Regions from separate parts of the Homo sapiens genome. Here all the other regions are linked to region 2. A link is a loop called in an ENCODE intact Hi-C map of the cell type or tissue named here. Cell type or tissue: chondrocyte. All regions are shown on one strand.

Evidence for each region. Peaks named below come from ENCODE experiments on the same cell type or tissue, not always from the same donor. Only the 100,000 strongest peaks of a DNase experiment are listed, where the experiment ranks them.
Region 1: it touches region 2 in a loop (4-fold over the local background); 30 of 110 quality-filtered maps call a loop at or near these places.
Region 3: a loop joins it to region 2, with 2.7 times the contacts of the local background. A loop is called at or near these places in 35 of 110 quality-filtered maps.

The regions. Positions count from the first base shown.
Region 1 is chr4:25,143,493-25,147,492 of GRCh38, reverse strand. It overlaps SEPSECS (Sep (O-phosphoserine) tRNA:Sec (selenocysteine) tRNA synthase), which reads left to right. Exons shown (of 11, transcript NM_016955.4): 7 at 2,360-2,489; 8 at 2,628-2,719. Among named protein-coding and RNA genes, the nearest start is that of SEPSECS, 15 kb to the left of the region's middle. In chondrocyte, CTCF peaks have their summits at 2,222 and 2,424 (motif pointing right); no DNase peak of the experiment used is centred here.
Region 2 is chr4:24,471,060-24,475,059 of GRCh38, reverse strand. It overlaps LOC124900681 (a long non-coding RNA gene), which reads right to left and starts at 1,796. Exons shown (of 2, transcript XR_007058077.1): 1 at 1-1,796. It also overlaps a transcript of PPARGC1A not described here. RefSeq lists a silencer at 1,803-1,942 and an enhancer at 3,324-3,825. In chondrocyte, CTCF peaks have their summits at 1,649, 1,865 (motif pointing left), 3,406 and 3,605; DNase peaks (open chromatin) are centred at 2,149, 3,209 and 3,760.
Region 3 is chr4:24,986,544-24,990,543 of GRCh38, reverse strand. The region is part of intron 1 of LOC102723675 (a long non-coding RNA gene); the gene reads right to left. Among named protein-coding and RNA genes, the nearest start is that of LGI2, 42 kb to the left of the region's middle. In chondrocyte, CTCF peaks have their summits at 1,430 and 1,631; no DNase peak of the experiment used is centred here.

The DNA of each region.
Region 1 (4,000 bases), 670 kb before region 2:
GCAACTTTGCCTGTTCAGAATTTGAGAGAAGTAGGTATTACTACTGTTTATTCACAAACCCAATTGTCACTTCATTCAACAAATACTTTCTGGGTTCCTGCTTGTGTACCAGGCACCAGGGTAGGAACTGGAGATGCAATAGTGAATCCAACAAAATCTTTAACCCTCATAGAGCATTCTATTTTTTGTGCGAAAGCAGAGAGTAAACCTTGAGTATGACAAGTCTTGGATAAATGCTCTGGTATTTGGGGAGGATGGATATCATTAGATGGAGTGATCTAGGAAGCACTCTTCAAGAAGTACATGTGAGTGGAGCTCTGAATGATGCAGGAGGAAGCTTTGCAGCTCTCTAGAGAGAGAGATTCCAGTCAGAAGCTAACAGCCAAGACTCTGAGGCAGGAGCGTGCTTGGAATATGTGAGAAATAGCAAGGAGGCCAGTATGGCTGAACCATAATGAACAAGGTGAACAGTGGTTGTAGAGCTTTGAGGTGTGTTAAGGGTTTGGGATTTTGTTTTTGGTATGATCATTGGCCATGGAAGGATTTCAAGCAGGAAAGAGTGACATGCTATGTGGGAAATAGACTGTAGGGAGGCAAGAGTGGAAGGCTGTTGCAGCAACCCATATGAGATTTTTTGGTGGCTTTGGCCAGGGTGGTAGTTGTGAAGGTGGTAATAAATGCTTTTATTCAGATGTATTTTGAGAGTGGATTTTAGAGCATATACTGATGACTTAGATGTAGCTGAAAAAGGGGGTCTTGTACCATTTCTGAGATTGGGTCTGGCCTGTTTGTTTTCTTGCCACAGAATGTGCTGCCTTTTAAATGCTTTCTGTGTTTTAGTGATGGAAGGGTTCTAGCAAAGTCTGGTGCATTGATTCCTCTAGTACTTCTGCTTCCAGTTTAGGTTCCTGTTTCTCTCAGGAGGCCTTGGACAGTACTAAAATGTTAATACAAAGGCAACTCTGACTGTCCACTTATCTTTATATGCTGCTACTTCGCATGTTTTCCAGTTTTTTTTATTCTGTTAGTCTTATATGCATCTCTCTATTTTCCTGTGATATGGTGAGATTTTCTCTGATCATGGTTTATTAGGAAATTAGAAAGAAGAGGAAGAGGAAGGTTAAGATTTGAACAGTTGTATAATGGCCTCCAGAGCAGCTGCTCCTCTTCCCTGCTTCGGCTGCTTCCACCTGTTGCCTGGATCTGGACTCTGAGATTAGGCCAGCTATCTGCTCCTTCTGTTCTCCCTCAGATAGCAAGGTGTGAAAATGAAGGTCAAATATGGTTATAATATTAATAGGAATACAGATTGTGAATACAGATTGAAAATCTGTGGCTACAGATAAAGAAAAAGACTATGTTAGTTGTAATTTAGACAGTATCTCTATTTTTAAGAGGAGAAAATTGAAGCACATTAGACAGAAAGTTGGATGAGGACCGAACTTAGTTTTACATTTCTAGTAGGTAAGTATTCAATTTTTCACCGGAATATTAGATTTTCACTGGAAGTTCATTTGCAGTGGAATGAAATCTAAGTTTATAATATTAGGGAGCATGAGTTATGTAGAAACATTGCTTCTAGAATTGCCAAGAGTATACAAATAAAACTTCCATTAAGTGATGTTAAAAGTAAAACTTTGCATTTGTTTTTTATCTGAGTGCTTAAAATGGTCATACAGGTAGTAGATTGTCCAAGCATTAAAGAGAGGCACATGTATAATTAACTGTTTGGCAACTCGGATGGCTATAGTCCATTAGGTTATGGTGGCCACCCTCGAACTCACAGAGGATGTTTAAAACCACTTAATAGTTATAGGACCCATTGTAGACATTTGTTGTCAAAAAAAGGAGCACAGATGAGAGGCATGGGATGAATCCATTCTTTCTTATCAAATTTTAAGGTGTAAAGCTTTGTTTCATTAAAGTTCCCACCTGAGCTGATACTGAAACCGTGCTTGCCTCACAGAGTTGTTATGAAGATTAAATGATTTATGTGTGAAAGCAGGTTGTAAACTTAAAGTTGCACATATAAGGAGCACCATTAAAAATTTTGGTTTAATACTTAAAAACATTTTCTTGGCACTATTACAAAGAAAATAAAAATAAAATTTTTCAATTGTTTTTTCCATGCATTGTTTTAATGGTGTTTATTTTTATTCTAAGGTAGAGTTGACAAAAATTGTATATATTTACAGTGTACAATTTGATGTTTTGATGCATGTATATATTGTAAAATGGTTAAATCAGGCTAATATATTAATTAACTCAAATAGTTATAATTTTTTGTTGTGGTATTTGTTTGTTAATAGCAGTTGTCTGTTTTCCTAGCAACTAATATGTAATATCATATTGATTCCAGGGGGCTCGAGTTGGTAGAATAGATGCTTTTGTTCAGAGCTTGGACAAAAATTTTATGGTTCCAGTAGGTGGTGCTATAATTGCTGGCTTTAATGATTCATTCATTCAGGAAATCAGCAAGATGTATCCAGGTAAATAAATAAGTTGCTTTTCAGAAAAAGTAGCTAACAAACAAAAATCCATTTGTACATAGGCTATTGTAGTAAATCTTAATTTCCAAAGCTACCCCCCCACCACAGTCTTAATGTAACTTATCCTTCTTATTTCAGGAAGAGCTTCAGCTTCACCTTCTTTAGATGTCCTTATTACTTTATTGTCACTTGGATCAAATGGCTATAAGAAGCTACTAAAAGAAAGAAAGGTAAGCTTTCCCTTTAGGTGTCGAATAACATTCTTGACTAGAACTGTGCTCCAAATCATTGGTGTTTTCTGCCTGTTGGTTTCTTGCACTGGGAGGGAGACATCTAGTATGGTCCGATAGTATTTATTCAGATCTGGAACCACCATAGGTGGTTTCCTATTACTTTTTGTCAGCCTGTCTATCCAGATATTACGAGGAATCTGGGTTAGGTGATTTTGCTTTTATTTATTTACTTTTTAGAAACTCCTGCATTAGGGACTCTTATTCAATAAAATTCAATTCATTTATCACTTAAAGGTACTTAAAGGTAGAAGCTCTTAAAAGACAAATGGATAAGTCATCTTTTTAGTTTTTGGAAACTTGAAAATTGTTTAGGAGTGAGATGTCAGTCACAAGAGGAAGAATCAGGTCAGAAGTTAGCTCTATCTTTTTTTTTTTTTTTTTTTTGAGCGGAGTCTTGGGTTGGAGTGCAATGGCACGATCTTGGCTCACTGCAACCTCCGCCTCCCAGGTTCAAACCATTCTTCTGCCTCAGCCTCCCGAGTAGCTGGGATTACAAGCGCCCGCCACCACACCCGACTAATTTTTTGTATTTTTAGTAGAGACGGGGTTTCACTATGTTGGCTAGGCTGATCTCCAACTCCTGACCTCGTGATCCACCCGCCTCAGCCTCCCAAAGTGCTGGGATTACAGACGTTACCCACCACGCCTGGCCTATTTCTTGTCATTATTGAACGCTGAACTCATTGGTTATATTGGTTATGAAAAGAAGTTACATTTATATTTGAAAACATGACTTTATCTCCAACACAACTAGCTTAATTCAGGACACCTCCAAAAGACAGAGCTTGTATAGCTAGGGCAGGCAGTGTTTTATTCATCTTCTATCTGGGAGAGAGTGAGTCCTCTGGTGCAGTTTTTAAATCTGATAACTTTCTAGCACTTAACAACAATTGTAGTCCCTTATATTTATAATAGTACTTTATATATTCTAAAGCATTTTCATATGTATTATCTCATAGATGATCTCATAGCCTTAGGATGAATACATAACAAGTTTAAAAATCTTGTGCTCTGTTTTACCCCAGTCTTCCTTCCCCTACTAATTCATTCCATGGGATAGTAATTGTTTAATTGTGAGGACATTTCTTAAGATTTATGTGATATAGGAAAAGATGCTCAATGTCATTAGTAATTAGGGAAATGCAAATTTAAAACCACAATGAAATACCACTACACACCTTTTAGAATGGCTAATGTACCGAAATATGCAACAAGATA
Region 2 (4,000 bases):
AACAAATAGATGATGGGATAACACAGACAGAATGAACTTCCATTGGTGTGAATGTGGGACCTGAGCTAAAATCAGGGAATCAGTGAGTGGCTGCAGGAACAGAATGTTAACTTGGGCTAACGTATGTATGAAAAGCAGTTTACAAAGTGGACATTTCTATAATGCTCTGTATAAATGTTATTTAGATAGGAAGCCTAAGAAAACACAGGCATTGGGCCTAATTTAATATTTTCTGGTCTCTTTACATTTAATGTTTATAGGGGTGGGACTGCAAGGGGATTGAATTAGGGGCAGTATGAAGAATTCCTCCCTTCTTTTTCTCAGCCAGGAGACACAGGAAACAATAGAGGGAACAATGGAGAAGCCCCTTTATTCAATATTGGTGAGATCAGCACCAATTTCGATAACTGAATAGAACTTCTGTGTGCCTAATACTTTAAAAAAACTATTGTAAGTTTGAAGCCAGGTCAGTCAGCATTATTTGGGCCTGAAGTTAGTACGTAAAATTTCATCTTTCAATGTTCTCTCCAACATCAATTTTTAGAAAAAATATATCCCCCCCTTATAAAAATCTACAGTGGCCAGTGTGGTTAGGCACCACTGATTTGAAACAGCATTCTTCACCAATCCAGAAAAGAGGATGGTGACCTATTTTTTTTTTAAAGATCATTTGACATGCCTTTGAAAAATAAGTCAATCTCAGAAAAAGAAAACAGGTATTTAGCCAGAAATGTTTTCTGAATTTCTACCAGGAGGCATGCTATTCGCAAGGATGAAGGAACTGTCTTTCTAGAGCCATTCTTTGCTCCTGTTTTATTTCCCCTCTGAAATCACTAGCCGACGTTTCTGACATCACTGGGTTGCTGTGGAAATGTTTATTTCACAGAGGATTTCGACCTCCAGTGGGGAATTTACAAGTGGAAGTGTGAACTCTTGGAAAAACACAATTGGTTTGAATAAAAATAGGCAGCATTTGGAAACGGGATTCAGAAAGAAAACAATATAAACTGCCTTTAAGAGGTTGTTTCAAGTCTTCCTGCAAGGATTCAAATACTTTTAAGAGCATCTTACACAGATATGCTGGTTTTTATTTAAATTTTACTTTCTATAAATATCTGTATAAAGAGTAAGGGGAAGCAAGTAAAGAATGTCTTCTTGCAGAAAAAAAAAAAACACACCTTTCAGCCACCCAATTATTAAGACTGAAAGATTTGGTTCTAAAATACCATTTTGTGAGGAGAGAGAGAAAGACGACATTATATCCGTTTACATTTTTATATCATATAATGGACTTTAGAGAATAGCTCCCTTTAAATAATTGTGACTCAAGGGGCCTGAGTTTTAGTGCAGAAGCTACAAAATCCATTTTCGTTTTAAACTGTTAAATCAACAGAACGCCAAACTAGAGCCTTTCTTCCTGCTGGGGCAGTATTGTCCCCTAAATCCACTTTCCAGTCCTCTCAGCCTAGCCTAGTTTGATGTAGCATTGACTTAGCTTAACTACAGCAACCGGCAAAAGGAAGTGGGTTTGCATTTGGAATGGGAGGAGGCAGGCACCGGTGTGTCTGTGCCTGCGTGGACACGCGCGCGGGGGGGCTGGAGGGATCGCGAAAGCAAGAAAAGCGGGACATAGCAACTATGTGAAAATAATTTTCCAGTGGCTGGAAGAGGGGTCTCTGCATGGAAAAGCAATTTTAGGAATAAAAAAAAAAATCTTCAAACAGGGCGGAAGGAAGGCTTGCCAGGAGGTTGCCGGACGTAGCGGGGGGGTGGGCGCCTGTGTTTTTCCTCGAGCATTTTTCCTCTTCCCGGGCTCAGGGCGGCCCACTCCCCACCCATCCATCCACCTGCCCGCGGCCTCACCCGCGCCCCCTGCCGTCCCGGGACGCGCATGGCCCGGCGGCTATGGCGAGGAGGTCGGAGAAGGCGGCCGGCCGGCCGCGGGCTGCAAAAGGTCTGGCGGCGTGGTCTGATTTAGTGGCCGGGGCTGTAGTACAGGCTGTCCCCGGCAGCCGGCGGAGTCAGCGCGCCCACGTGACGGCCCCGGCTCTCCGGTGAGCTCCCCAAACAGACGCACACCCAGCCACACGCGCGCGCTCGCGCGCGCGCACACACAACACACACACACACACACACACGCACGCACCCCCGCGCGCACACGCCCGCCCGCTCGCGCTGCCTCTGCGCCTCCATCCCGGCTCGCTCATTATCTCGCCCTCTCGCTTCCCCTGCGGTCTCTCGCTCTGCGCGCACACACCACACACACGCACACGCACACACACGCGCGCACACACGCAGCCGGCACAGGCGGCGGCGGCGGCTGCCCAAGTCAGGACGAACCTATCTAGGTACCGTCTTGAGAAGGCGGCAGCGGCGGCGGCGGCGGCGGCGGCGGCAGCCCGAGCATCCCTCCTCTCCCGGAGAGGGAGCACCGCCGAGAGTTTCCGTTCCCTTTGCCATTCCCTTCCCCCTCCTTTTCTTTTATTTTCGAGAGAATTTCTTCTTGGCTTATTGGTTTAATTTGATTTTTAAAATTTTGGGTTGCTTTTGTGTATGTGTGCTTTTTTTTTCTTTCCTCATTTTATTTGCATCCAGAGCATGGCGGGCTGCGGGCTGTCGGAAGACACCCTCTTCTCTTCCTTCTTTTACAACTACGGCTCCTCCTGGGAAACCCCTTCCAACCAGGTAAGGGGTGGCTCGGTGCCGGGCGGCGTCGCGCCCCTTGCCCCCTGCCGCGCGCTCACTTGGTACTTGGTGGGGAGGCAGAGGCTCGGGAGGGGGTGGGGAGGATGGGGGGCCAAGTGGGTCGCACTGTCTGGGTCAGCGCCAACCGGCGAGAGGAGATACCCCCCCTTCCCCCATCGCTAGCTTTCCAGTCTCCAGGTTCTGTCGCGTTCCTCCCGTGCCCAATCTGCCATCGACACCTTCCCCCACCACCTCCCAGCCCAGCGGGAACCCGAGAAAGAGGCAGGAGCCGGCGCGTTACCCCGAACAACTCCAGGCAGAACCAGGGAACTCGAGCGCAACCTTCCCCAAGTCGCCGCGGGCGCCGCGCCCCTGTGCGCCCGGCGCCTACCCGCCTTCCAGTTGCGCCGAGGGGCTGCAGAGCCGCAAGCCCCCCGCGACGTGCTGTCCCCCCTCCACTCCCCTCGGGGCCCGAGCCGCCTCTTTCCCTAAAATGGCTGCAATCTCAAGTAGAGGCGTCCCCTGACCCGCGGAGGTGGGGGGGGTGGGGTGCAGAGTGGAGCCTCCGCTCCTCCTGACCCCGCGCCTCCCCTGGGGCACAGAAGCACCCCACAAACACACTTAACTTTGATGACTGTGCAATGCAGTCCGGCTGCATCGTGCCCTAGACGCTCCACGCCGCCGGCCTGTAGGTGTGCGTGTCGGTGTGACTCGGGGGGCCCAGGGACGCTGGGGGTAGACGCCGGAAGGGGGGCGTGGAAGGAGATGGATGTCAGCGGGCCACTGGTAACCTGGAGAGACAGGCATGTGCTCAGGGTCTAGGGGTGAAAAAGCTATTCTGGGAGCTGGAGCGAGAAATAGAGAGAGGAAAAATGCCTTTTAATTAAATAACTGTTGTAGTCTGCTGCCCCCACCGCTTGTTGGTGAAAGTCTACAGGCATCTGTCATCTCCAAACTACGCGGGGAAGTAGAGCTGGGGTCGAGGGAGGGGAGGCATGTGTGTACGTGTATGCGTGTGTGTGTGTGTGCACGCGGGTGTGTGTCTGTGTGTGGGTGTGCGCGCGCGCTCGCGTGTCTGGGCTGGGGAAAGTTGGGGCCAGAGGAGCGGTGGAGGAGCAATGGTGAAAGGCATTAGCTACTCGGTGGGCGGTCCAGGGCGCCGGGGATTCCCGGGCCCCGCGGAGCGCGCACCGCGGGGGGAGCTGGCCCGCTAGGGGTGGGGGGTGTCGAGGAAAAGAGCTCCGTTCAGCCCGGCTCGCCTGGCCTCCGCGGCGCCTCTCCTCCGGAGCCCGCCAGCCAGCCTCGGCCGCTTGCG
Region 3 (4,000 bases), 520 kb before region 2:
AGCCAAATCTGTCTCTCCGTATGCTTTGTAAATAAAGTTTTATTGGAATTCAGTATTGCACATCCACTTATCTATCATCTGTGGCTGCTTTTGTGCTTCAGTGGCAGAGTTGAGCAGGTACAATAGAGATTCTAGGACTCCAAGGCCTAAAATATTTATTCTCTAGCTTTTCATAGAAAATATTTGCTGGCTTCTCTTCTAAACGATATAAATCTGTTATTATTATTTTTCATGTGAAGAAAATGAAGCCCTGAAAGGCTAAGTAAGCAAGAGTCAAACAGCAAGTGAGTAGCTCAGCTGGGTTCAAACCCAGAACTGTCAGACTTTCCTATTCAGAGCAAATAGTGTCTTAGATATACCAGACTAGGAAATGAAGTCAAGCCATACATTTACTCACACTCCACTCAAACATGCAAAAAAGTAAGCTTCTGTATTTTTTGTCTAACTGACCTAATTTTTTTCTGGACCCCCTAGCACTGGATAGTAAGTAAACCAGGCATAGACCAACCCAGTAATGTCAATCTAATCTAACAATTTCAGTAGTCCTATTAGACCATTCAGGCTGTTTTGAGTTAAATAGTCAGTTTTTCAGATTTCCACCATCTTCAGCTTCTCTTGCAAGAGAACTTTTAGGGTCCTTGTGGCAGTGGGGATAGGGTGGGATGGGGAAGGGTTTTTACGTGCGTATAGTATCTTCTGGACACACTCCGTCTTCTGCCCTGTTCTGATTTGGTCTCCGACCTCAGGACCACTGAGGTCTGGTTGATCCTATCTAATCTTGCTGAGTAACTTTGGCCAGGAACTTCTCATCTGAAAAGTGGGGATCATAATAGTGCTTACCTCCCAAGGCTAATTCAAAAATTAAATATGAGATAATAAATGGAAAGCACTTAGACAAGCCTGACATTTAATAAGTATTCAATATGGGTCAATATCATTGTTGTTGGCCAGGACCCATCACTGGATCTTGGCCATTTGCTCTCGTCGTAGGAAATGACTGAGTGGACTCTGTCCCCTGGCAGGACGCTCTGCCAACCCTTTCAGCCCCTCCAGGTCTCCTCAGCAGGGCATGTAAATGAGATCCTATGCAGCCAAAAGTGCTGCGTCTGCCATAGTCATTGCCCCTACATTGTGTCATGTTGAAAGGGGCTGCTTAGTGGGCTTATCCTGGACATTCTGCACATCCATCTGGGACTCACAGGGAAGCATGTCTCTGGCTCTGCAGAGTTTCTGGCCCTCCCCTTCCCTCTGGAACACACCCCCCACATCCAGAGCCTTGGCCATTCTTTCTCTGCTTTCTCAGCCTGGCTCCTCTTCCTCTCACAATCTCTTGGACTGGAAGGAATAGACTTCTCATTTCCTTGTCATACCATGGCTTCTTTCTCCTCTGTCTCATAGTAAAACTCTACGATCTAGGCAGCCAGGCTCTAATGTAGTAATGAGAGGAAGGGAGTTTAGAAAATCCTCTGTTGACAGTGCCCAGCTATCAAGACCATTGTCTTGTTAAAGAGGTCAAGGAAGGCAGCCTAGAGACTCCAGCTGGTTAATGGCCTCTTTCTTCTGGGTAGAACTTGCCCTTTTCTTCCCTGGGGCAACTGGGAATGATTATCCCCACTGGAGAAGCATTCTGGCAGATCCACTAGGTGGGGATGTTGTAGAAGGGAACTGAGTAGCAGATGTCTGGCCTAAATGTCCTCCAAGGTCCTTCCTAGCTGAGGGCACATGAGCCAGTGTTATGACTTATGGAGAGCCAAGGGTGCTTCTGGCTTTCTAGCCTGGGGACAGGACTCTGAACTCTGGTTTTTCTATTACCCCCAGGAATACTGCAGGTCCAGTCTAGGGGCTTCTAAGTGCAGGTACAGCCCTGAGAAGTGGCTGAATGCCCCTGTTTCAGGGCCTACTTCACAAGGTGCTGAGATACACACTTTCAGTTGGCTAGTCATGCTTATGCTTTCCCAGGTTGGAACCTGGAAACAGCCAGCAGGTGCAAAGGTGGGGTGAAGAAAAATCTATACAAATAAATAAATGTTTCTATCTATTAGGGCATCATGTAAAAATGCCCAAATGAACAGTCATCAAACATGGAGGGAATGTTAGAAAAAGCCTGTTTTACATTCTGTGCTGGTATTGTGCACTTTGGGGGCTCCTCAAAGGGACAGGCAGAGGCAGACATCCTTCAGAGAGGTTCTGAAGCCCATGTGAAGACCAGTTGGAGGAAACATGCCAAGTTGATTAAGCTGATGTAGATGCAGAAAGCCAGCTGCAGTTTCAAATATGAGCTACAAATTAAAATTCAATTATGCAGGTGTCACAGGCTGTATTTTCCAAATTTGGCCCCAGCAACACCTCCCATCCCAGTGCTTAAATCTGGGTGGGCTTGTGGCTCATTTGTAACCAATAAGATGCAACAAAAGTGGTGCTATGACTTCCTAAGCTGGGTTATTACAGATGAATTAGGTCTTTTTGTGGCATGACAAATGACCACAAACTTAGTGGCTCACCAAAACATTAGTATATCACACTCTCTGTGGGTCAGAAATCTGGGTATAGCTTAGCTGCATTCTCTGCTCAGGATCTCCCAAGGACAGAATCCAGGTGTGGTCTTGGCTGTGTTCTTATCTGAAGGCTCAACTAGGGAAGAAGCCATTTTCATGTTCCCTCAGGTTTTGGCCGGAATTTATTTCCTTATGACTGTGGAATTTGTGGCAGCTGATTTCTTCAAGACAAGTGTATTATTTTTCTAGGGCTTCCATAACAAAATGTCACAGTTTTGGGGTGGCTTAAACAACAGACATTTATTTTCTCACAGTTCCAGAGGCTAGAAATCTGAGATCAAAGTGTTGGCAGATTCAGTTCTTTTGTAAGCCTGTCTCCCTGGCTTACAGATGGGTGTTTTCTCGCTATGTCCTCACATGGTCTTTCCTCTGTGTGCACACATCCCTGGTGTCTCTCCATCTTCTTTGTTATAAGGACACCAATCAGATTGGATTAAGATCCACTCTGACAGTCTCCTTTTAACATAATCACCACTTTTAAAGTCCTATCTCCAAACACAGTCATATTCTGAGGTACTGGAGGTTAGGTCTTCAACATATGAATTTGGTGGTGGTGGCGGAGCAATCCAGCCCATAATAGCAAGCAATGGAGACAGAGAGAGAGAGAGAGAGAGAGAGAGAGAGAGAGAGAGATTGAATTTCTGCTGCTTGGATTCTTTCACTACAGGGAAGATCTAGATCTTCTTTTGAGGCCATATGATTAGCTCAGGCCCGTTCAGGATTATCTCCCTTTTGATTAACTCACATTAACTGATTAGGGGCCTTAATTACACCTGTGATCCCCTTACACCACTGCCATATCACATACACATAATCACAAGTGTGACATCCCATTCCCTTGCCATATTTGATTGGTTAGAATCGAGTCACAGTTCCTGCCAACCTCAAGGTGAGGCAGTTATATAGAGTGCAGATTCTAAGGGGAGAAATCATGGGGGCCTCCCTAGGGAGTGTCTACCACAAAAGGTGTTGCAACCTCAGTTTTCTTTCCTGGAGCACTCGCCTGGAGCTCTGTGCTACCCATGTCAGTGGTCTTACTGTCCTGAGGCCTCTGTGATGTGAGGAAGCCCAACGTAGCCCATACAGAGACCTCAAGGAGGGGCCCTGAGACTAAATGAAGAGAGAGGGAGATTCCTGGGCAGCCTCTACTGCTCCAGCTATGGTCTGACCATGGAGCCTGAGAGACTTAAAGCCAACCTGCCAAGGTCTTCCCAAATTACTGGCCAATAGAAACAATGAGAGCTAATGAAATAACTATGGTTTTAAGCCACTGCTTTTTGGGGTCATTCATTATGCAGCAATAGTAACCAGAACAGCAGGCATTCCAAGTGGGACGTCACTCCTTGTATTGATAACTCTATGGGACGAGCATCATAGGGAATTTACTTAGCAGCCTCTCCTGCCTCCTACCACCCATATTCCCTAACCCCTTACTTGTTTATTTT